Regions from separate parts of the Mus musculus genome. Here region 1 is linked to region 2. Evidence: chromatin loops called from intact Hi-C (ENCODE). Cell type or tissue: heart. All regions are shown on one strand. Each heading gives the region's core, and the rest is flanking DNA. Links, peaks and the distances in the headings are about the cores only. Region 1 overlaps Fam189a2 (family with sequence similarity 189, member A2). Region 2 overlaps Fxn (frataxin).

Evidence for each region. Hi-C counts contacts between places; a loop is a spot of excess contacts. Peaks named below come from ENCODE experiments on the same cell type or tissue, not always from the same donor. Only the 100,000 strongest peaks of a DNase experiment are listed, where the experiment ranks them.
Region 1: a loop joins it to region 2, with 3 times the contacts of the local background. A loop is called at or near these places in 2 of 42 quality-filtered maps.

What each region holds. Positions count from the first base shown.
Region 1 is chr19:24,011,715-24,024,285 of GRCm38, forward strand. Fam189a2 (family with sequence similarity 189, member A2) reads right to left here. Exons shown (of 11, transcript NM_001114174.1): 2 at 9,892-9,948. Among named protein-coding and RNA genes, the nearest start is that of Fam189a2, 13 kb to the right of the region's middle. In heart, for the core only: no CTCF peak of the experiment used is centred there; DNase peaks (open chromatin) are centred at 5,367, 5,917 and 6,337; H3K27ac peaks cover 2,294 bases.
Region 2 is chr19:24,259,275-24,271,845 of GRCm38, forward strand. It overlaps Fxn (frataxin), which reads right to left. Exons shown (of 5, transcript NM_008044.3): 4 at 8,028-8,125; 5 at 271-2,779. The coding sequence ends at 2,629. Among named protein-coding and RNA genes, the nearest start is that of Fxn, 15 kb to the right of the region's middle. In heart, for the core only: CTCF peaks have their summits at 5,917 (motif pointing left) and 6,139 (motif pointing right); a DNase peak (open chromatin) is centred at 5,907.

The sequences.
Region 1 (12,571 bases), core at 2,804-10,803, 250 kb before region 2:
TATGGAAAAACAAACAACCCAGGATAGATAATCCTGAAGAACAAAAAAAACTGTTGAAAAATATCACCATCATGATTTCAGGTACTGCAGAGCTATCATAATAAAAACAGTATGGCATTGGCATAAGACAGGCATATTGATCAATGGAATCAAACTGAACACCTAGACATAAATCTACATACTATGGGCACCTGATTTTTTTTATAAATAAGCCAGAAATACACAAAGAGTAAAGTGTCTTCAACAAATGGCGCTAGGCAAACTGGATATCTGCATGTAGAAGAATCCACAAAGATCCATACTTATCACCCTACACAAAACTCAATTTCAAGTGGACCAAAGACCTCAATATCAACCAGATACACTGAACCTGATAGAAGAGAAAGTGAAGAAGAGCCTTGAACTGATTGGTACAGGAAAACGTCCTGAACAGAGCATCGTTAGTGTGGGCACTAAAATCAACAATTAATAAATAGAATCAAGTAAAACCGAACCTCATGGCAAAGGGCACATCATTCGGACAACGTGGCAGCCTTCAGAGTGGGGAAAGAACTTTTACCAACTATTCATTCAATTAGAAGGCTAATATCCAAAATACATAAAGAACACACACAAACCTAGATATCAAAAAATAAATAAATAAATAAGTAAACCCAATTTTAAAATAGGGTAGATATCCATACAGAACTTTCAAAAGAGGAAAGTTAAATGGCTAAGAAATACTTAAGGAAATGTCCAACATCCTTAGCCATTTCATCTTACGCTTGTCAGAATGGCTACGATCAGTTTCAAAAAGAGACAGCTCATGCTGGTGAGGAGGTGGAGGAAGGAGAAAACCCATCCATTGCTGGTGGGAGCGCAAACTTGTCCAGCCACCATGGAAACCAGTGTAGCAGTTCCTCAGGAGGATGGGAATCAGTCTACCTTGAGCATGTACATGATCCAAGCTTATATGAACTCACAGCTGCACGGTAAGCATAGAGCTACTCGGGTCTGCACCCAGTCCATATGAACTCACAGAGGCACGGTAAGCACCCGGTTCTCGGAGGCTTTCTAGTTTAGTGTTTTATGGAATTCCTGGGTGTATGGATGGGTGGCCCTCTGACTCTTGTGCCTTCTCTGGGGTCCTTTTCCTTATGTTCGTTTTTGTCCAATTTTGATGTGTTCATTTTTGTTTTATTCTATTAATATCACCTCAAAGTCTATTTGTTTTCTTTTTTCATTTTTTATTAGATATTTTCTTTATTTACATTTCAAATGTTATCCCCTTTCCTCATTTCCCCTCTGAAAACCCCCTATCCCCCTCACCCCCCCTCCTCCTGCTCACCAGCCCATTAACTCCTGCTTCCTGGCCCTGGCATTCCCCTAGCCTATGTGTTTTCTAATAAGAGATGGAAAAGGACAGGGAGGAGAGGTGGGGAAGAGCTGGGAGGAGTAGAAAAAGGGGAAAGCATAATTAGGATTATATGAAAAAATCTATTTTCAATAAGAGGGAAAATGAATTAAAAAGAAGAAGAAGAACAGCAGCAGCAGCAACGGCAACAGCAGCAACAACAACAACTCAAAGCAGGAGCTGAAACAGAGACCATGAGGAACGTTCTCTCTGGCTGGCTCCCCAGCTCACTTTCAGCCACCTTTCTCACAGCATGCAGGAATACCTGCCCAGGGGTGTCATTGCCCATGGTTGGCTGGACCCTCCTATATCAATCATTAATCAAGACAATGCCTGCCCTGGCCTGTCTACAGACCAACTTGAGGCAACTTTCACAGTTGAGATTGCCTCTTCCCAGATGACTCTAGCTTGTGTCGAGTTGCTGCTCCCCACATTTAGGCTGTGTCCTCTCTGCATAATCAGTCCTCTGGAAACACCCTCACAGGCATCAAAAGCTGCACCTCAGAATCTTCTAGGTGATTCTGAGCCCAGAAAGTTGACAGTGAAGATTAAATATTGCAATCCCCTGTTGAAAAGTCATTTTGTAAATTATACCATGCCACAGTTGTGTATTTGAGATACAGACAGATAAAATATTTATAGACAGAGATAGATGCCAAATATATGGGACTTAGTCTCATAGAGGTGATCAACCACGCCCAGACTTTCACAACAAATTAGGGGAGCCAGTACAGACCTGGATCCTCCAAGAGTATGCAGAATACCTAGCAATCCATTCTCATTACTAAAGGGTTCCAACAGGCACCCTAGGGCACCTTTATGGTACAACTTCTTGCTATGACCATCCAAGCCTTTAACCCCCTTATCCAGCTTACCCCATCTAAGCCAGGTACCTACAATGATACTGTCCAGTGTCAGCATCCCTGGGCCTCCTGCTCATCACTGAATTACCATAAATGTCTAGTGCTTTAAAACAGATCTACATATTTATGTGTACATATATGTTGTGTGTGTATATGTTAAATTGGATTCATGAGGGGGAGAAATCACTGCCATATTATGCTGGAGTTCTTAATTATGTTGCTAACAAGAGAAGCTAATTCAGCGTCTTAGGTAGAGAAGGCATTTCTTGCAAGGCTATCAGGTGGCTCACAATCCACAGGAACCTGAGAGGGAGCCAAGGGTACTTAGTGCTGGGACCTCTATGAAGGTCACGCAGGAAAATCAGCCTTAGCTTTGCTGTCTCCGTCACCTCACGGATTATAAGGCACTCTGGCTGTTCTATGTGGACACCCCAGCCGACATTCCAGTCGGTGACTGGGACACAGCCTCCCTCCTCCATGACTGCTGACGCTCAGAAGTAAGTGTCCCTAGAGCCTCCATTGCTGGAGCTGGCCCTGCTTCTCACAGGACTCACAAATGTAGAGACCCTCAACTCCAGAGTGCTGAATGGAATACATGGGGGGGGGGGTTAGTGTGTCTGTCTGTCTGTCTGTTTGCCTGCCTGCCTGTCTGTCTGTCTGCCTGTCTGTCTGTCTGTCTGTCCGTCTGCCTGTCTGTCTGTCTGTCAGACAAGCACTCTACCATTCAGCTACATATCTAGCTTTTTTTCCTTTGGAGACGGAATCTAAGTTAACCCAGATCTGCCTCAAACTTGTGATGTTTTGCCTCAGCCTACCAAGTAGCTGAGATTATCCTTAAGCACCACCATACCCAGCTATCCAGACATTCTTATGCCTTAAAAAACAGAGGGAGGCATTAGGACTGCAACTCACTTACTTGGTAGAATGCTTCCCTAGTACGCAAAGGACCTACTAGATTCGATGTCCAGCATCAAAGAAAACCATGCATGGAATCACATGCCTATAGTCCTAGGATCCAGAAAGTGGGGGCAGAAGGATGAGAAGTTTAAAACCATCTTTGGTTACATAGCTACTTCGAGGCCAGCTTGGGATACATGATGCTCTATCTCAAAACAACAAGAAGGAAGGGAGGGGAAGGGAAGGGAAGGGAAGGGAGGGGAGGGGAAGGGAAGGGAAGGGAAGGGAAGGGAAGGGAAGGGAAGGGAAGGGAAGGGAAGGGAAGGGAAGGGAAGGGAAGGGAAGGGGGGAGGAAGAGTAAGCAAATGATAGAAGAGTGTATGGTCACTGAATTACAACTTATACAAAGGGAGCTTACAATGCCCATCTGAAATTAAAATATCATCAAAATAACTAGGGAGGGTTCTGGAAATCTCTAATGGCACAGTAAGAAGGATGCAAAATATTGTTCTGAATCAAGGCACCTATTTCACAGACACATAAATTACAAGATTGCCTCACGGGTACCTAATAATTAGTGGTAATGTGTCAGCGTTAAATCTAGGTCTCATACACTGTGAAATAATCAGGGCTCATTCCAAGTTATGGTCAGCCACAAGATGTCTTTGAATGCAGCAGCCTACATGGGGCCAAAGAGCCCCACGGCCCATCTCATTTGTATGCAGAGAATCCTCAATTGCATGTGCTGGTTTAGACTCCAGTTCTTCAGGGCCTCAGGAAGCGTGACTCTCTAGTTAATCAATCTTGAAGGTTAGTCCTCAAACAAAGCATGTTAGTCTCCCATGATTCTCTCAACAGATGAAGGGCCCCCGGGTCTCTAAGTGCTGGGAAACAGAGCCAGATCCCTGGCCTACCTTATGTAGAGTAAATGAAGGGAGGAATGTATAGTATAGTTAAGCCATTTTGTTCTAACCATTCTAATGAAGCTGGCACAATCAAAGAATCGTTTTTAAGTAGCCACCGTAGTTACCATTTCTTGTCCTCGCTGTGAGGTATAATTTAGGACACCTACAAGTAAGAATGAACAAATGGAACCGGCCGTGCATAGTGGCACAGGCCTTTAATCCCAGCACACAGAAGGCAGAAGCAGGCAGATCTCTGTGAGTTCAAGGCCATCCAGTTTACATGGTGAGTTCCAAGGCCACCAGGGTTATATAATGAGACCTGTTCAAATAAAATAAAATAACTACATGGAATCCGAGATATACATTTGTTTGTTTGTTTGTTTGTTTATTTGTTTGTTTGTTGGGGGCATGCCACAGCATGCATCTGGAGGTCAGAGTGCAACTTGTAAGAGTCTGTTCTTTCCTTCTGCCATGAGTCCTGGGGATCGAGTCAGGCCATCAGGCTAGAACCATCACCCTGGCCCTGAGCCTTTGTTTGTTACATTGATGACAGAGCTTCCTTTACACCAGTATGCGGGTCACATGCACCCCACCTACTCCACACTGACAAGAAAGTAGCATCAGTTCCAACTACCACTTCATGAGCAACCAAAACTCTACTGGGCAGCTGGATGTTCATGGCGGTGATTCTTACTAACGCACTACCGAGGAAAAGCATGTAATTAAGACAATTCTGTTTACTAACTGAGGTACCCATACATGACAATTTTCGAGGCCATCTCTGGAACAGAGTCTGATTTTTTTTTAAACAATTTCAAAACTTTTTGTTAAAATCCAAAAGGAATAAGAAGCAGAAAAATAAGAATATACTTTAAACATGGAAAATGTTAGCCTTTTGTGCAAAATACTTACTCTAGACTGCTACATACAGGCATATGCTTTACCCTAAGGACAACCACAAGTATTTAAAACCTATTCTCCAGCACTATCATTGTCCTGGGCATGGGAGTGCTCTGCTGATAGTAGCCAATGAATGAAGGTCTGGGTTTCCATGGAAACGTGAGTTTGAAGGAACTGGGACAAACTGACCCTCTTTTGTTCAAGCTGATCAACAACCTGAAGTAATCGCAGTCACAATCAGAAGAGGGCACACAAAAGGACTGCTCCTTACAAAGGAACACTCACATGTTCCAGGCTGGTGTGGACATAACTGGAAACGAGGACAGCTGGTCTCCCAAGGGGCTGGATGGGGGCCAATGGCCAGTCTTGCCCCAGCCTCCTCCACACAGCCACAGAAGCATAAGAGTGAACTGGCCCTAGAGCTGGAAGGGGAAGTGAAGAGCCTCCTGGGGAGACACACAGAACCCTAAGCAGCCAGTCCACAGGCTAAGCAGGCTGCCTCAATGCTCTTGGCTAGGTCACTACACTCTGGAAAGCAGGAAGCAGTCATTGGGGTAGCCAGGGAAAGTGCCTCCTCAGGGTGTGGCTGTGGCTGCTGAGCTGAGAGCCAAAGAAACCCACAGCCAAGCACTGGGCTAGGGGAAGAAAGACCTAGGCAAGCAATGCCCAGTATGTGAAGGGGGAGGTGAAGCCAGGAGGTGCCAAAGCTGGACAGCTAAACCCAGATCTGCAAAACAATGCCCCAGGTGCACTGAAGCATCCCTAAAATCCCAGTTCTGGGGCTCAGAGACAGGAGGGTGCAGAGAACAAGGCCAGCCTCAGTTACACATGGAGTTCAAAGTTGAGACTGTCTTGGAAAAAAAAAAAAAAAAAAGGCCCCACTGGTTTCTCTAATGCAACAAGGCCTCTTCCCTACATTGACCTCTGGCACATTCCAACACTCAGGAAGCAAGGGAGGGGAACCTGGGCAACACAGAAAGGAAGGAAAGGAGGGAGGGAGGGGTGCAATACACACCCAAGTGGGGGGAGGGGGAGGGGAGAGTTGAGCCTGTATTACGAAGTTATCTTCTCAAGGCAGGAAAACTAAGCTCCAAAAGGCAGACTTGTGTGGTTCAGAGGAAGAGCCAGGCACAGCTGAAAGGCACTGCCAGTTTCTTTCTACACACATTGTGTTCATTTCTTAAACTAATGTATTTGGTGCAGGGTGTGTGTGTGTGTGTGTGTGAGAGAGAGAGAGAGAGAGGGAGAGGGAGAGAGAGAGAGAGAGAGAGAGAGAGGAGACAGAGACAGAGAGAGATGTGTGTGTGTGTGCACATGTGTGCCTCCAGAGGACAAAGAGGACATCAGATCCTCTGAAGCTGGTGTTCCTGGCAGCTGTGAGCCACCTGGGAATTGAATCCTCTGCAAGAAACACTAAGCCATCTCTCATCTCTCAGCCGCTGCTTCGTTTGTTTGTGTTGGTTTTGTTGCGTAAGAAGAGGTCTTCTAAGTAGTACAGACTGGCCTTGAACTCTCCATGGTCAGCCTCAGCCTCCTAAATGCTGGTTTTACAGGCATGCATCACTACACCTGGCTATAATGCTGTCTTACTAAGATGCATATAAACCCATGTAGCATAGTGACTGAGACTTAACTTATGAGCTGACAGTCTCAGCCTTACCCAGTTGCAAGCCCTTATTTTAAGTTATAAAATCATATCACTTACTTTAAGTTAGATTAATATTTTACAACTAGTCTAGTTCGCTTGTTTCTCTGACAAAACGCTGACTGAAAACAACTAGAGGAAGAAAGCATTTATCTCAGCTCACAACTCTCAGGTCACACCCTATCACTGAGGGAAGTCAGGGCAGGAACCTGGAAGCAGGATTAGAGCAAAGCCCAGGAGGGAGTATTGCTTACTGGTTTGGTCTTCATGTCTTACTAAGCCTGCTTTCTATAGCACTCAGAACCACCTGCCCCCAGGGGTGGCACCGCCCACAGTGAGCTAACCCTCCCTCACCAGTCATCAATCAAGAAAATACCCCACAGACCATCTGAAGGACACATCTTCTCAATTCAATTTCCCTCTTTCCAGGCACCACTTGCTTATATCACATTGACAAAAACTAGCTGCCACAATGACACTCTCTATCCAATATTCTGCCACTACAACGTCACAGTTCGAACGCCTGGCCTTATGACAAAAGTTAATGATAGAAATACAGTAGCAGACTGCTCGGCAACAATGAGTGGCACATGCAGAAACAGTGTTACCTAATACTAATTTACAGTGACCTGAAAAGGTGGGACATGAGACAGTATATACATGCTGGTTATAACTTTTCTGGGTGTTATGCATGCTGCATGTTCTTCGTATGGCACATATGTGTGGGGCACGTGTGTGGATGTCAGTGCATGTATCCATGTATGTACATATGGAAGCCACAGCAGGACAGTGGGGACTTCCTCTGTTACTCACTGACGTAATGCCTTGACCAGGGACTCTCAGTGAACAAGAAGCTCATCATGTTGGTGAGGCTGTATTGGCCAATGGATTCACAGGATCTGCCTATATCTGGCCCTCAATGTTGGATTATAGGCAGGCACAGGCAGGCACAGCCATGCACAGCTTTTGTATGTGGTTACTAGATATTCAAAGGCAGGTCTTCATGACCACGCCAAGGCCCCTAAAATGGGTACAACTTTACAACAAACTATGTAAGTTACTTTTATTAATGTAATTTTCACCTACACTTGTTAATGCTCAAATGTGTGTGTGTGTGTGTGTGTGTGTGTGTGTGTGTGTGTGTATCACGAGTGTCCCAGAAGTGGGCTTTCCTGAACTCCATCCACTTTTTGTCACTTGGAAATCTTAGAATACAAACAGGAGATTTTCTTATCCTCATTCACCTTAATACCTTAATAAAGTATTAATAAAGTACTGACCAAATAGCCAACAATACCCCAAAGCCAGATACAAACAAAGAACGCCGTCCATCCACCCTCCTCCTGCAGACATTAATCCCAAACAGCTGAGCAAAACACGCCTCAGCTATGAGCCATGGGTTCACCCAACACCTCCTTCACTCCTATCCTGCTTTCCAACCTATTAAATGCTACACCCACGATTTGCCCTTTCCAATATGTTAAAGGCATTCCAGCAAACGCAATAAACGATGGCGTAACAAAATGCTGCCTATATTACTTGAAGAGTTGAAAGCATGTTGGAGCTCAAGATTCTCAAAGCAGTGTGGGGACCCGCGACCCTGACCCCTCTGTTCTGCATCATGTTGTCTCACCATGGCATGGAACTGGAAGGGGCTTGCCACCTCCTACCCTGTATGTCTGAAATGACTCTTGGGGTTGGAGAGATGGCTCAGTAAAATGCTCGTTATGCAAGCATGAGTACCTGAATTTGGTCTGCAGAACCCTAGTAAAGATGCTGAGCATGGTGGCACATGCTGGGACAGGGAGGCAGGAGGATGCCTGGCTCTCACTGGCCAGCCACTGTAGCCTAAGTCATCAGCTCTAGGCTCAGTGACAGACACAGTCTCAAAGGAGACAGAGTTCTCAAGGATGACACCAAGGTTGTCTTCTAGCCTCCACCCATAAAACAAAACCAATTTTGAAAATGAATTCTGGGAATAATTAAATCCTATATCAAGAGATATGAAAAAAATGTAAGAAGAAAAGCTACCATGTGTAAGATGTTACATACTCTTCAATGCAAAACAAATTTCCTACTCTATTTTAAACTTGGCGGTTACATAGACTCCACTTCCATGTGTCTGTCTATTGTCATCTCTTAAACTCCCATAGCAGGGAAAGGAAAAGGACAAAGGCTCTGGTCATTTGCACTGCCACTGGACACGGGAAAACGGTTCATGTTGGAACATTCATTTCAGCTCTACCACAGAAAACTGATAACGTCTACATTATTAAGAAAATTAACATGTGCAGGCTAAGAAGACAATGTAGCAAATCTCAGAAACAAAAAGTAATACGTTTGTGGTTAATAAATGTGGTTTGCTTGTGACAAAGAAGAAAAAGGATGCAGAGTGTGTAGGAGGTTAGGTTAAGAGCTGGGGAATAGGTACCGTGAATTATAGTTATATTGTTCCCTCTACTTTTGTACCCACAGTGAGGAGACATTGTGTGGGGGTGGAGGGGGGATCATGTGTGTGTGTGCGTATCTGTGCACACTCATGTGGAGACCAGAGGAGAATGACAGGTGTCTTCTTCCACCATTCTCCACCTTATACTTAAAACAGGACCTCTTACTGAGCATGATCCAGTGGCTATCTAAGTTCCAGGGCCCACCTATCTCCACCCCTCAGTGATGGGGCTGTAGGTACACATTGCCATGGCCAGCTTTTATTGTGTGCTGGAAATCGGGTGTTGTTGCTTGCCCAGCAAGCCCTCTTAACCCCTGAGCTGTCTGCTTAGCCCTAAACAAATGTTTTTTCCTATTATATTCTGGAACTAGAAACACACACACATACACACATATACATACATATGTATGTACACATGTAATATGTATAGAGCTTAAAGCAAATCATAAACTATCAAGATTATCATCTATTATTATTGTTATTAATTATTATTATTATAGGGACATCTGCTGCTTATTTATTTATGGGTTTTGTTTTTGTTTTTGTTTTTGCTTTTTGCTTTTTGAGACAGGGTTTCTCTGTGGTTGCCCTCTCTGACTCTCCTGGTAAGTTTCTCTGTAGATCATGCTGTCCTCAAACTCAAGAAATTCACCTGCCTCTGCCTCCTGAATGCTGAGATTAAAGGCGTGTTCTACCACCACCTGCCTAGGAACATTTACTTCTAAAGTATCTACTGGCAACTTATTTTCCAATAGACAAGAATGCTTAAAAAAAAAATGTCAACCGTTTGCTTCAATGGGCTTCATAGTAAAGAGAAGTGTCACGTGGTCTGTACATACCAGCAGTATCATGGGCCTTTTCCAAGTCGTCAATCCAATGATTCCAGAGAGTATCACCTGTGAGGAAAAATGTGTCATCAGCCCAGAACATGCTAGTGAAACATCTCCCATTCTTGCAGATTATATAAGCCATGGCAAACCACGCTGGGCCATCTTACAGAACTACAAAGCACATTTACTAGCTGTGTATGTTTTCATTTGTGGCGGTAAAAACATCAGTATCTCTAGCCAAGTTCCATATACCCAGTCTGCAGTCACATTCAGTCTATGATTTACACAAGTACCTTCGTGGGACAGGTACACTCCAAAGTGGCAGACAAAACCCATGAGGGTATCTCCTAGGCAAAGCTTGCAGCCTGGGTTCCAGATTCCTGTAACCACACACACACACCACTCCTCACTTCCAAGCACCTTGTCCTGTCTCTCCTCAGCCATCCAGGCTACACATTCCAGGACTTTGTGCCGTGTCCTCTTTATTCCCATACCCATCCCTCTCGATGGCCCTCCCAGCTGCCCAAGAACTCCTACCCACCTACAAGCCCCTACCTGTCACCTCCTCCAAGAAGCCTTCCATAATCTCTTCACTCCACATGTCTGCCTTGTATATACCAACTTCTTTTTTTCCTCTTAAAAACTCCATATTTGGGCGTTGGAGATATATCTCAGCAATTAAGAGTACTTGCTGCTCTTACAGAGGACTAGAGTTCAGTTTCACCCAAGTCAGGCAAGGTGGCACCCACATGCATATACATGGACAGACAGACACACACACACACACACACACAAACTCAATGGTCATCCTTTAAGAGGTGCATGTCCACACCTCTGCCATGTGCTCCTGTCCTGTCTGAATCCATGGCACCTAGCATAGTGCCTGTCACGTGACTATCAACAAATGACAGTCACCCATCATTCACACCACAAAGAGGAAGTCCAGAGAGAAAGCTCTTGAATTGCACAACAATGCTTCAATAAAAAAAAACACACTAGCCGGGCGTGGTGGTGCACGCCTTTAATCCCAGCATTCTGGAGGCAGAGGCAGGCGGATTTCTGAGTTCGAGGCCAGCCTGGTCTATAAAGTGAGTGCCAGGACAGCCAGGGCTACACAGAGAAACCCTGTCTCGAAAAACCAAAAAAAAAAAAAAAAAAAACAAAAAAACAAAAAAAAAAAAAAAAAACCACACACACACTAAAATTCTTGCTAAAGAAGAACCAGAATGTTGCCAAAATACAACCTTTTGGAAGGCACAGTTCACTAAGCCACCAGAAAGAAGAATTAAAGTAATAATCACTCACTCAAGACACCCTGCGGCCTCTTGAGCACACTTCCCCTGTTATAGCAGGGTGTGTCCACCAAGCACAGTGAGGGGGAGTGTCCTTCCCAGAGCATCTCCCTTGCCCAAATCCCTGCCACGCACACATCCACAATTACTGTTTACTAACTACACAGCAGGTGAGGGTTTTCAGATTAACACACAGGCTCACCTGCAATGACCCGTCTCACCAACAGAGTTGGAATCAGCCCATATCACCATGCTATCAGAGGACAAAATACACTCAGATAACCTTGACCCAGAACCCCGTATACGCAGACACATGTCGGTTTCCTTCTATTTCACTCTATCTGTACAGTTCCATTAACTCTGAAAGGATTCTGCTTGCCTTCATCCCTAGAATGTGGGCTGCGTTGACTCTCTACTTTGGAACTGGAGGTCAGGAGACCCAGGGTTCAGGTCTCCTGCTCAGCTTCGGAAAAAGTCAGTCATGTGACCTTAGCTAAGTCTCCTCACTCTGGCCTCCTGAGAGATGTTAAGTAAAAGAAATAACCCCTGGGTCTCATCAGAGAAAAACACTGAGCTGGGTCAGGATGCTGAGGCAGGAAGCTCACAAAGTCAGCCTGTTCTCAAACAAAACAAAACAAAAGTCCACAAAAGACTGATGCCACCATGATGACAGATCCTTCAGAAAGCCCTGATATCCAGTGAGTATATGAGCACACTCACACGTGCCCACGTTTGCAAGAGAACATGCGTTGTATGTACATGTGCGTGCATCTCCTGTGTGGGGACATATGCTCGTGCATGTTTGCGTACAAACATCTGCTTGTGTGTCCTCATTGTGTGTCTCTGCCTCCTCCTCACCATGCTGGGACTGGACTTCGCTGAGGAAATGCAAACTGTTTTTGTGTGAAAACAAGACTGAAATTGTCCCTGGTCTTGAGGAAAACACAGACTGCCCACTTGGGTAGAAAATAACGATGATTTGAATTACTCATTGATGTTTGTTATTTGTGTCACTGTCTCAGAATGTCCTGTGGTTCGGCTCTCAGGGACATTCTCTTTCTTCCATTAAAACAGTATTAAGATGAAGCGTCCAGCTCGGGACACAAAAGCCATAAAACAAAGATGAATCTAAGCTACACTTTCTATTTCTGTATCAGCCTCAGCCTCCCTCCTCCTCCACACTCACAAGTTAGTGCATTTAATGTATTTTATGTAAGTACAAATTTCTCCCTAAAATGTTATTATATATGTAAATGGTTTTGTGTGTGTGTGTGTGTGTGTGTGTGTGTGTGTGCACATATGCAGAAGGGTGTGGTTCCCACAATGTCACCGTAACAGATCCGCTTTTTTTCTGATCTGAGTAAGTACTTCATTGGAATCTTGTCAACTCCACTGAA
Region 2 (12,571 bases), core at 2,053-10,052:
CGATGCTCCTATCTCTGCAGTTCAGTCTGAGCAGTTCTTGGTGGGTGGCACCATTTATACCCCATCACAGTTACTGTCGTCTTTGGATAGTGGTATCTTGAACTGTGCATCGGAAAACCTAGGCAGTTGTATATCACAATTTTAACTCATCAGGCATGGTGGCACACCTGTAGTCCTAGCACTTTGAGACAAAGGCAGGAGACTTATTTTAAATTCCAAGTCAGTCTGGGCTACATATCAATGTCACAAAAACAATGACCAAACAAAATCTCAAGTCCAAACTTCCATCCTTCTTTTACCTTTGAGCCTTGGAGTTCAAAGTGCCAGGACTACAGAAGAGCATCCCCATGCCTGGAGTTCAGAATGACTTGACTCACACAACACAGTGTTCATACTCTCTCTTAAGTGTGATCGAGGCTGCCTTGAAACCCAGTCAGAGAAATACATAAAGTGAAAGTTAAGAAGTCCAAAAACTGGTCCAGGAGGAGCCCATAACATCTGACTCCCTAACGTCCATACACATTCAGAACGCGCCCTGTGCACATTCTGAAGGTCTGATAAGGGTCAAGCGGGGTGTGGGGTGTGTGTGTGTCTTTCATAAGAAGACAAAGGGACACCCATAGGCATGTCCACACATGGTCCTATTTATTATCTCTCTAGCACCGACTTACACCACTCAAAAATTTCCACCAGACTAAAAAAAAAATTGTGAAGAAGGAAATATCTTAAATAGTCACTTAGCCTGTTTACACTGTTCCATTGTTTTGTCTATGATGTAATGTGTTCAGTTCACCCTGCATAGCCTCTGCTGGGCATTTGCATAAGAGTTGTCACTGACAAATCTCTCAGCCCTTTGTAGTGTGGGGATGGAACTTTAGGGCCCTTCTGCATGCTAGGCAAGCCTTCACACTGGGCTAGAGTCCCTGCTCTCAATTTTCCTTCAGTTAGAAACGAACTGAACCCGAAACAAACCCGAGTTTAGAGTTGCTCCGTGTGGGTGTTCTGGAGCTGTGTTGCTTCCAGTACAAAGCGCAGCCTGTCACACTTAAGGCAGGGCAATGGTGCTCCGGATTCAGCAGAGAGAGCAAGGGGCAGCTGCTAGCTCCCTAGGAATTCATCTGAAATTCTAACAGAGCAGTAGCAAGAACAATACCATTTCTTCCACCTACCCAGTGGGAACAAGGAGAGCTTTGTGGATGGCCTGATAGGTCCACTCCACTGGATGTCAGGTATCAGCTATATTCTACCCTCTCCCTGAGTAGATTGGAAATGAAGGGCCGGGCTCTCTGTACCAGTACAGACATCTCTCTCATGGATAACCGAGACCTCGGCTCCATGACACTGTTTAGTTCTTTGGTTTATGGTAGGGATTTTTGTCTGTCCTCCTTGCCTGTAGTTATTTCTGCATTTATTTAACATGTGTGAATTTGTGTGCATGTTTATGTCTATACTAGTGCATGTGCACATATGTGTAGGACAGGTCAACTGAAGCCAGGCAAGTTTCCTTCTTTGAAATAGTGTTTCTCAGAGACCCCAGGCTTACTGCTGAGGCTGCAAGCCCCTCATCTCCACTTTCCGAGTGAAGAATATGCCTGGGCTTTAAACGTGGACGCCTAGGATCAAACTTGAGTCTTCATGCTTGTGTGGACTAAGTGATCTCTCCAGCTCAAATTTTCTTCGTATTTTCCTTAGACAGGGTTTCTCTGTGTAATTGGCCTGACTCTCCTGGATTTATAGACCAGGCTGGCCTCAAACTCACCGAGATATCTGCATGCCTCTGCCACCTGATTGCTGGGATTAAAGGCATGCCCCACCATGCCCAGCTCAATTTTCAAAATTTTCAGACATCTCAGGTCCATGTCGTAGCTGCCAACTGTGTAAATGACCCCCACTATGAAGGCACAGAGTTAATAGCACCAGGTCCTGGGTACCGAGTGTAGGTGACAAAGCACGAAAGGGCATTTTAAGATGGTTTCTTTTGACTCTTTGCTGCTCAGGACTCAGAAGTGTACATACTTGGAGTCTTGGGTACATTTAGAAGTTACTTTTAGAGTATCTTTTCAGAGACAATGGAAGAGTGGGAACGACTCATGTCTCCCTCTGAGCCTTTTTCCTTTTCAGGAGGTTATTAGCACACATGGTGTAGGTTATTAGCACACACAGTGTAAGACATTTTGAGGCTGTTATATCATGGACACACTTGTGGTGTAAGACTTTCTTTCTTTCTTTTTTTTTTTTTTTTTTCGAGACAGGGTTTCTCTGTGTAGTCCTGGCTGTCCTGGAACTCACTCTGTAGACCAGGCTGGCCTCGAACTCAGAAATCCGCCTGCCTCTGCCTCCCGAGTGCTGGGATTAAAGGCGTGCGCCACCACTGCCCAGCATATAAGACTTTCTAAGAGACCAGAGGTCTCAGGTTGGGGAGCAAATGACATAATCCTAACAAATGTCTGTAGAAATGAAGAGCCAGGTCCGGGGACAGGGTGGGAGGGAACACACTTTTTTCACAGAGCTGTCACACACGGTGTGACTATCTTCAGGAGCAGGTATGGGAAGGCAGACATTCAGCTACAGGAGGAGGCTGGGGGTCTTCACCTGACAGTGTTTAATGTCTTGGAATCTGGCTGGCAGTCAAGTGCCTTTTCCAGAATAGGCCAATGAAGACAAGTCCAGTTTGGTGTTTAAAGCTTTAGTCAGCTCCCTGGCCAGCAGCTCATGCAGAGACACGCCGTCATGAGAGTACACCCAGTTCTTCCCGGTCCAGTCATAGCGCTTGGGGCCGCTGCGAGACAAAACAAATTCATGGTAAGTTAGTGAGGATCCTCTTCAGGAGAGCCACTGTGTTTGGACTAAATCAATCTGTGTGTGTGAGTATGTATGTATGTATGCATGCATACATGCATCTATCTATCTATCCATCCATCTATCTATTTATCTATCTATCTACTTTTGTGTTGTTTTTCAAGATAGGATTTCCCTGTGTAGCTCTGGCTGTCTTTGAACTGTATCTGTAGACTAGGCGGTCTTGAACTCAGAGTTCCACCTGTCTCTGCCTCTTGAGTGCTGGAACTAAAAGCGTATGGCCACCACTGCCCAGCTTATCGATCTGTCTTTGAAGATAGATTCCTATCTGTATCCCCGGACAGGTAGCCTGGACCTCACTTGTGTAGCCAAGGCTACCCTTCAATTTGTAGCACTCTTCTGTTTCAGCCTAAGTGCTGGGATTATCAGCAACCACATTTGGCTGGACTGAATCTTAAAAGTCCCACGGCAGCTGTGGTTAGAAGCTCACGATCTAGCTCATGACCCTACTGCAGGGGGTGGGAACTTGATCTGGTAAGGCCTAGACGTGGTGTGTTAGGTCACTGGCAGTGTGCCTTGGATGGGCGATGGGGAGTCCGTCCTGTTTCCCTCCATCAAATCTCCCTGGCCATGGTCTGTCTCACTGTAGGCCCAAAGGCAACGGCAACTAAAGTCTCTGACACCGTGAACCAAAAACAAATGCCTCCTCCTTTCAGTGAAGAGCTAACGGAATCCAGAGCTGCCGGTACCCAGAGACCAAGTGCGGCTTTGCGTGACACGCAGTGAGGCGAGCCTTTGCTTTCCTCAGCACCTTCCTGAGGGCGACTGACTGTGCAGTCTGTCCTCTGGAACACTCCACAGCCCCGCCCCCGTGAAACTCTCTGCAGCACATTCATTCCATCGCTTTTTTTCCTAGGACAGATGCTATCTTACAGCCAGGTTTGGGAAGTGATGCTAATTTTGTACCACGGATGTGCTGATCAATGCCCAACCTACACTACTGTGTCGCCACTAACTCTGTCTACATCCGAAACACCCCTATTACCCTGAAAGAAGCCCTAATACCTACTAATCAGCTACCTTGCCTCTTCCAGCCTTGGCTACCACCTGTGCTATTATTAAAAACTTTGCTGGGCATGGTGGTACAGGCCTTTAATTCCAGCGATTAGTGGACAGAAGCTGGCTTGGTCTCTCCAGCAAATTCCAAGCCAGCCAGGGATCCAAGGTGTCTTAGTGAGGGTTTGTATTCCTGCACAAACATCATGACCAAAAAGCAAGTTGGGGAGGAAAGGGTTTATTCAGCTTACACTTCCATACTGCTGTTCATCACCAAAGGAAGTCAGGACTGGAACTCAAGCAGGTCAGGAAGCAGAAGCTGATGCAGAGGCCATGGAGGGATGTTCTTTACTGGCTTGCTTCCCCTGGTTTGCTCAGCCTGCTCTCTTACAGAACCCAAGACTACCATCCCAGGGATGGCACCAACCACAATGGGCTAGGCCCTTCCCCCTTGATCACTAATTGAGAAAATGCCTCACAGCTGGATCTCATGGAGGCATTTCCTCAAGGAAGGCTCCTTTCTCTGTGATAACTCCAGCCTGTGTCAAGTTGACACACAAAACCAGCCAGCACACAAGTTAAGACCCTGCCTCAAAAAACCAACAAAACAAAACTTTCTTCTTTCGACAGGGTCTCCCATAGCCTCAGCTAGCCTCCAATTCCTTCTATAGCCAAGGATAACCCTGAACTCTTGATTTTCTTGCCTTTATCGCTCAAGTGTTGGGATTACTGGCTTGCTCCATAATTTCTAGCTAAAAGTAGTTTTCTTTATTGAAAATTAAAGCTGTGAAATTGAGAGCTCTATCAGTGTGTCCCCTTCCTTCCCGTTCTGTTGCTGCATCTACCCCACTCTTCAGGTGAGAGGAGAAAGCATTTGGGATGCGGTTTTATACTACCTCCTTTTGCTACCTTTAAGAGGAGTGACTTCCTGGGGTCATTGCGATGTGTCCACAAAAGGAAATGGGGGACCTGTCTGATCTTTCTCTGCTTCCCATCCTAAGATGGGACATTGTTCCTACACATTCTCCCATCAGGGTACACCATTGTATAAGAGGCTAAAGTAGCCGTCCCTTGCATTCCTCAGTCTTGGACCCTGAACCTTGAAAACCACGAGATAAAGAAACCTTTCCCTTTTATCGGTAACTTGTCTCAGGTATTCAGGGTAGCGATGTGAAGCTGACTAATACACGGTACTGCGGACAAATCGGTAGCTGGTGTTGGCCATGATTTGTTATTCCAGATGTATAAGACCCTTGTCTCACGTTCTAGCTCCTCATGGCCTGGAGAACAGTGGACACAGTAACAGACAATGAACCCTGAGAGTTCACCACTGAGAACACTCGAGGGAACTTTCGAAGAACCCCACACTAGAAGAGTGGGGACACAGCTTAGCAGCACAGTGCTTGAGCGGTCCCAGCGTGGTGACCGCATTGTTAGATCTCCAGCATCACAAAACCATGAGGAGACTGAGGTGTGGTGGGAAGGCAGGGTAGAGGGAAGAGATGGGAAGTATCTTGTGTAGGTATAGATACACGAGGGCTTTTAATACTGCCAATCAAATGCTGGACATACAGAGAAAAGGGCAAATGGACAGGCAGGGCTTCCGTTACAAGAGCAGAAACCTCTCTGAACACAAAGTACCCCGGTCACATGAAAGCAAAACAAAACCAGGAGAAACCAAAGAATGTTCTTTGATCCTGCACCACAGCCCTGCTCTCAGGTAGAGTTGGAACAACTCAAGACCCCTCCACATTGTCCAGGGTTCTGCGCCCAGATTCTGGGGCCCAGGCGTCCCCCACATTCTATGGCAAGGGGGCCAGGAAATTCTGTCTCCACAGGACCTCAAAGGTTTTCTTCTGAAATAAGAAGTTATAATCATGGCCCTGTGAAAGACAGTCTGGATAAATATGATATTACTTCCGGGGTGATGGAGAGAGGGCTCAGTGGTTAAGGACGCTTGCTGCTCTTCCGCAGGACTGGTTTGATGTCTTTCACTACCCTGGGCTGCTTACAACTGCTTGTGACTACAGCTCCAGAAGATCTGGCTCCCTCTGCTGGCTACTGTAGGTATGGACACTCAACCACATCCATATCCACACCCACAGACATATAAAGGCCCGTCCCCCTTTATGACGTAATTGTGATGAAGCGGGGTTACTTATGAGACGCCCCCCCAAGCCTCTCATATACATTAGTTTTTAAAACAGATAATCTGGTTTTTAAATTAACTGCTTTTATGTTGTTTTGATATATGAGTGCTCTGTCTGCAAGTATACCTGCAGACCAGAGGAGGGCATCAGATCCCTTTATAGATGGTCGTGGGCCACCATGTGGTTGCTGGGGATTGACCTCAGGACCTTTGGAAGTGCAGTCAGCGCTCTTAACCACTCAGCCATCTCTCTAGCACCTAAAATTACAGGTTTTAAATGTATTTGTTTTATATGCATTGGTGTTTTGTTTGCATATTTATCTGTGTGAGGGTGTCAGATCTCCTGGACCTGGAATTACAGATAGTTGTGAGGTGCTATGTGGGTGCTGGGAATTGAACCTGGGTCCTCTGGAAGAGGAGTTGGTGAGTGCTCTTAACCACTGAGCCATCTCTCCAGCTCCAATTACGGGTTTAAAAAGAGTTTCCTTGGAGTTTCTTGTAAGTGACTACCCTGACACGGATGCCAGGATTTGAACTCTAGCCCTTGTGCTGGAGCAGAAGGGCTCTTAAGCCATCTCTCCAGCCTGAGTGGTAACCATTTTGTTTGCTGTGTGTTTGTTGTGGTGGTATTCCAACCCAGGGCCTTCTCTCACATGCTAGGCAAGTTCTTTGCCACTGAGCCACACCTTGGCACCTTTTAAAAACTGCCAATACCATTAGGCTTCCAAAGAATTCCACACTGCTTCTAGCTGAGATTTCCCACGGCTCCTTCAAAATGTCTCCTTCAGTACTGCTGTTGAGCCTCAGGGAGGTTAGTGTGAAGGCTCCCTGTGGGCATCGCTAGGCTGTTCCCAGACCACTGAGGCAGCAGCTGTATACTTATCAGTAAGTCCTTAGTTCTGAGACAGGGTCTGACTGCAGTGCATCCTGCTGCTCCTTCAACTGCAGGCATTGCCACGGGGCAGGCAGGCATGAGGCTGGGGGCCCTGGGGCTGCTGATAAAAATCACCGTCCCGTCCCGTTGTGACAGAGTCAGAGCCCAGCTCTGCCAGCAGAGTTACAGAGACCTTCAAAGTAGGCCAGGAGTTAAAGTTTAACTTACTTTGAGGACAAAGTGCAAGTTTTCTCAGATACTACAATATAAAAAATTCCTCCCTCTTTCTCCTTCCTACCTTTCCATTTTGGAAACTGAATCCAGGGCTTATAGATTACTGGATAAGCACTCTCCCACTGAGATATGCCCTCAGCCTTCAAAGTAGCTTTTTTTTTTTTTAAAGATCTATTTATTTATTGTATGTATGTGAGTACACTATCGCTCTCTTCAGACAGACCAGAAGAGGGCATCAGATCCCATCAGAGATGGTTGTGAGCCACTAAGTAGCTGCTGGGAAATGAACTCAGGATTTCTAGAGCAAACTGAGCCATCTCTCTAGTTCCCTCAAAGTAGCTTTTTAATGAATGAATGAATGAATGAATGATTATTATTTTTAATCGCAGGTATGTGCCACTGTACCTAACAAAAGTGGCTTATGGATAGCCCTGGCTATCCTGGAACGCACTATATGGACCAGATTTGCTTATTTGCTTTTGCTATAGGGTCTTACATGATAGCTCAGACTAGCCTTTGAACTGGCTATGTAGCCAAGGCAGGCCTTGAATTCTTGCCTCTACTTCTTGAGTGCTGGGACTATAGCTATGTTAAGACTGTGTCTGGCAAAAGTATCATTTTCAAAGGCAAGCCAGTGGTTTTTCTCTTCTGGGGAATGATATACTGGAGAAAACCAGTCTGGGCCAGGCTCTGAACAGTTCCTTCTGCTTCAGGTCTTGTCAACATCCTGATGCCTGAGTTGCATAGCAACCCGGGTATCAATGAGGAGAAGGGTTCAACTACAAGCCAGCCTCCCTGCCGAGGCAGACAGCCGTAAAGTCACGGCAAAGCCAGTGACTGACTCCCTCTCAAACGGTCCCCAACACCGCATTCCAGATGAGTTTACCCCTTATGGATTTTGACTTCTGAACATACCTGGAAGGAGAAGACAGCCAGATTTGCTTGTTTGGGGTCTGCTTGTTGATCACGTAGGTCCCTAGATCCCCGCCCAGCTTAATGGTGAGCACGCCATCCTAGGGGGTCAGGTGGCAGGAAGTGTGAAAAAATAGATTAGTTAGTACTGTGATACACACACACACACACACACACACACGTAAATATATAAACATAAATAAAAATAAAATACGTTTCTGACCCATTCTGACCCTGAGAGTAATGTTTTTACCATACAAGCTCCTATGTTTGGATACACAAACACACACACACACAAACACACACACACACACACACGTATGCACATACACACTCGCGTTCATATACATGCTCATATCTCAATGCCTTTCATGTATCCAAGGATATAACAGACACCATTAAGAAAAGGGGGCTGGGGATACAGCCCACTGGCAGTGTGTTCTGGCTTTGGGAAACCCCATGTTCAATTCTTGGCACCAAAACCAAACAAACTTTAATGCTCAAAAACAGGAGCTTGTATGGTAAGAACGTTACTCTTAGGGTCAGAGGTTTGTTTTACGTTTATTTATGCACGTGTTTCTGTTCACGTGTATGTGCATGAATGCCCTTAGAGGCCAGAGACACACAGGACAGCTGCAGGGCCGGAGTTACAGGCATCTATAAGCCACCTGATGTGATATGGCTGCTGGGATCCAGGCTCTGGTTCTCATGATAAAGTAGCAAGCGTTTAACCACGGAGCCATCTCTGCAGCCACCACGAGTGAATGAATCGTAATAGCATACGATGAATGCCTGAAGCTCATAGCGCTTTCTCTCTGCCTGTGTGGTCGCCAAGACAAGTTAAGTCTTGCCTGAGATCTCAGCCATGGTAAACAGGACCGCTAGCCAACCGCAACACGTACTAACGCAGACTAAACTCTAACAGCGTCTGTCCAAGTGTCAGACCTGAGTCCATCACGAAAACACGGAAAGAAAGTGATTGTGGTGGCAAAATCTGTAAGGTCAGGATTTGGGAGGCTAAGGTGGGGGATGGTGAGTTTGAGGCCAGCAGGCTGCACCACAGAACGCAAAACAGAAAAGGAGAAGAAAGTAATCCATGCCCTTTCTCGTTTGTCTTAGAAGAGCGGACGGAGCGGCCCAGGCCTACCTGTGTTAGTTCCAGACCCTTCCCAGACATCCAGCGAGTGCTCCAGACTCCATACAGCTTTAGTTCCCTCTAAAAAGCCTTGCACTCTCAAAAGACTGGCCAGTCCATTTTTACCCAATAAATGAACATTTAAATTTGAAAGCACCCCACAAAGGAGCCCTTCACTCTGAGGGCTTTAGTCTCCTTAGAATGCAGAATATGAAACAAAGGCTAGGCACTAAGCACACTTTAAAGGGGCCGGGTATTGCTTCTGGAAAGCAGGTGGGAGCCTCTTGTTGCCCAGATGCACCCCCGCCTTTCTGTGCACTCTGCAGAGGGCCAATCCAATCAGGAGACTTGGACGGATTCTCACAGCACACTCTTAGAAACACAGCCAACCATTTATATAAACTAGAGGCTGGGATGGATAATAATGTAACCAATAGACACGGGAGGGGACAGTAGTGCTCTCTTCTCTCTCTCTCTCTCTCTCTCTCTCTCTCTCTCTCTCTCTGAGATAGGGTTTCATTAGGTAATTCAGGAAGGTAACAACCTTGTAATATTTGTGCCTCTGTTTGCCAAGGAAGAGATAGGTCTGATGCTGAGGCTCCCCTGGGAGAATCCTTGCCTATGACACACAAGGCTCTGGGTTCCCTCCCCACAGGGGTCAGGCTTCGTAATCCCAGGGCTCAGGTGGTAGAAGATCAGAAACTCAAGGCCATCCTTGGCTACATCCTAGTTGAGGCCAGCCTGGGCAACGTGAAACCCTATCAAAAAATGAAACAAGATAGCAACAACAACAACAACGACAAAAACAAGCGACACAAACCAACCCCACAAAAGTTCCTGATGGAGATGTGGGCATTCAGGCAGAACAAACCCAGACAGACCTTCTACAGACATACTAATCTCTCTTTATTTAGGCCAGGGGTTTGTAACCTTTCTAGTACAACACAGTTCCTAATGTTGTGGTGACCTTCAATCATAACACTTTTTGTTACTACTTCATAACTGTAATTTTTCTACCGTTATGAATCATAATGTATATTTGGAGATAGAGGTTTGCCAAAGGGGTCACAAGCCACAGGTTGAGAACCTCTGACTTAGAGCCCAGTGTGTGCCTGGATCTGTGTCTGGACAAGGTAACTGTTTTCAACTAGACCACAGTGTGGAGGTAGGACTCACTATCTCAGTTTTGCCAAAGAGGTTCATGGTGGCAAAAAACAAAGCAAAATATTAGCAACCAGTAGAGTTGCTGAAAAGCAGGGCCGTTTGGGCTCAAAAGCAGTTTTTCTTGTAGGCAACCCGTTCCCCCTCTGGAACCTTCATTCTCGGCTGCTAGTTTATATATTTTCTCTCTTTTATCTTTGGGAAAAAAAAACATTAAATTTGCCTGTAACTAACTAAGTTACACAGTGGAGTAGTATTGAGTCCATTCATATTGTTACTCTAGAGCCATTCAGAAATACCCCCACATTGTAAAAACTGAAACCCTGTATACACATTCAATGTTAACTTCTCCCAAACACATGGCTCTCTACCCAATTCCACAGTTTTCTGCTGCTAGCTATAGGCTAACACTCAGTGAAATCAGTCACCTCTGACTTACCCAGGCAATAAATGTCCCCCTGGGTGTTCCACCCGTGGCGAGGCCTGAAGGTCCAGCGCAAATGAATGCCAAGGACTAACTCTCCAGATGTGACTTCCAGGTCTGCTCTCCTTCCTAACCAGCCTGGGCCTGCACAAGTTGCATCACTCTGGCTTGGCTCCCAACATCTGCCTGGCCTCCTCAAGGGCTCCACACCTGTACCTGTCACCTTCTACAGCTAGGTGACCACACCAGGGACAGCTCTCCTAACCACTGCGTTCTCAATTTACTCTCTGATCCCCAGTCTTTGGAGAGATCCAGGAGTGGATATTAATTAAACAGTTGTGTGTTCCAAAACCAAAATAAGCCAAGCAGAAAGCCACCCATGAGAGACCTGACTTGCAGTGCTTGGGCTGTCTTCCAGCATCCTCCCTGAAGTCCCCTCTTGCTCCGGGACTGTGCAGGTGGCTCTGGGAAGGCTACCTGGGGCTCTCCACTTGGCAGAGTCCTTACAGACTATCTCCTGCTTTGAACTGCCTCTGCATCGACTTGTATGTCAGGGGGCCTGCTGTCCCCCCACCATTTCCACCATTTTGAGCCCCTAAGAACAGACAATCTCAATCTCAGACTCCGTCAACATTTTACATGCTTCAGCCCAAACACGGGAATGATATTATGTTTGTGGATGGATGAACCCATGGACAGACAGTGACCAGACACCCTATGGTACTATCTGCCGAAGTGAAGGGTAAGGTTGCTAAGGTGGAGACTACGGAGCTCAGTGCCGGCTATCAGCCAGGCTACAGTGATTAGACGCTTCCCCTAGGACTTCCAGCCATCCCAAATGACAAAGGCCGAGGGGGGGGGGGGGATAAGCCAGCTGCTATGCTGGCTTACCAGGGGCATTAAGGCATTTAGAACTGTCTGCAAGCAGATTACACAGGGAAGGTTTTCAGCTCCCCACTGCCGTTCTTTAGCCAACGTGAGTCCATTTTGGGAGTGTGGGTATATTTAAGATCAGGGGAAGGGACTGTGTTATGCAGACTTTCCTTGCTGTGACAAATATTTGAGAAAACATAAGGGAAGACTGACACAGTCCGTGGGTGGCTGGCTGTGTTGTTTCAGGGTTGAGGCATGGCACACAGCGGCAGGAGGGTATGGTGGGAAACTGTTCCTCATGGCAGAAGGGCATGGTGGGAAACTGTTCCTCATGGCAGCCAGGAAGCAAAGAGGGGAAAGAGGCCACCGATAAGGAGCATCTTTGAAGACATTCCGCCAATGACTTCTTCCAACCTCCCACAGCCCCCAGCTCCTGCCATACTCTCCACTGTTCCCCTGTGGTCCACAGAGTCACGACGCCAGCCTTGGATCAATGCTTCAGTTAGGTCAGGGACCTCATGACCCAGTCACCTCTCAGCTGGGAACCTGGCCTTCAACACAGATCAAACCACAAGAGAGAAAAACAAACTACTAAGCAATTGCTAAGGAACGGTGACCAATCAGAGGAGACCCTCGCACCAACCAATCAGAGCAGAACAAATCCTAGCTGGCCAGGCTTAGGCCCAGTGAAGATTAGCCAGCCCTGCCCTGCAGGAACTAAAACGGCAAAGACGGCTGTCTCCTGGTCACCCTTAGAAGTAGAAATAGACCTAATGGGAGATGTCATGATAAACCATGTACCTTCACATACATGTGACGTACTAAGGAATAAAAAGAATGAATCTGAAAGTACTTTTTATTCCCGCCCCCCCCCCCTTTTGACAGCCATCTGCCCTACATAGCCCTATGACTCACTCCAAAATGCACACTTCATGACATTTCCTGGTATTAATG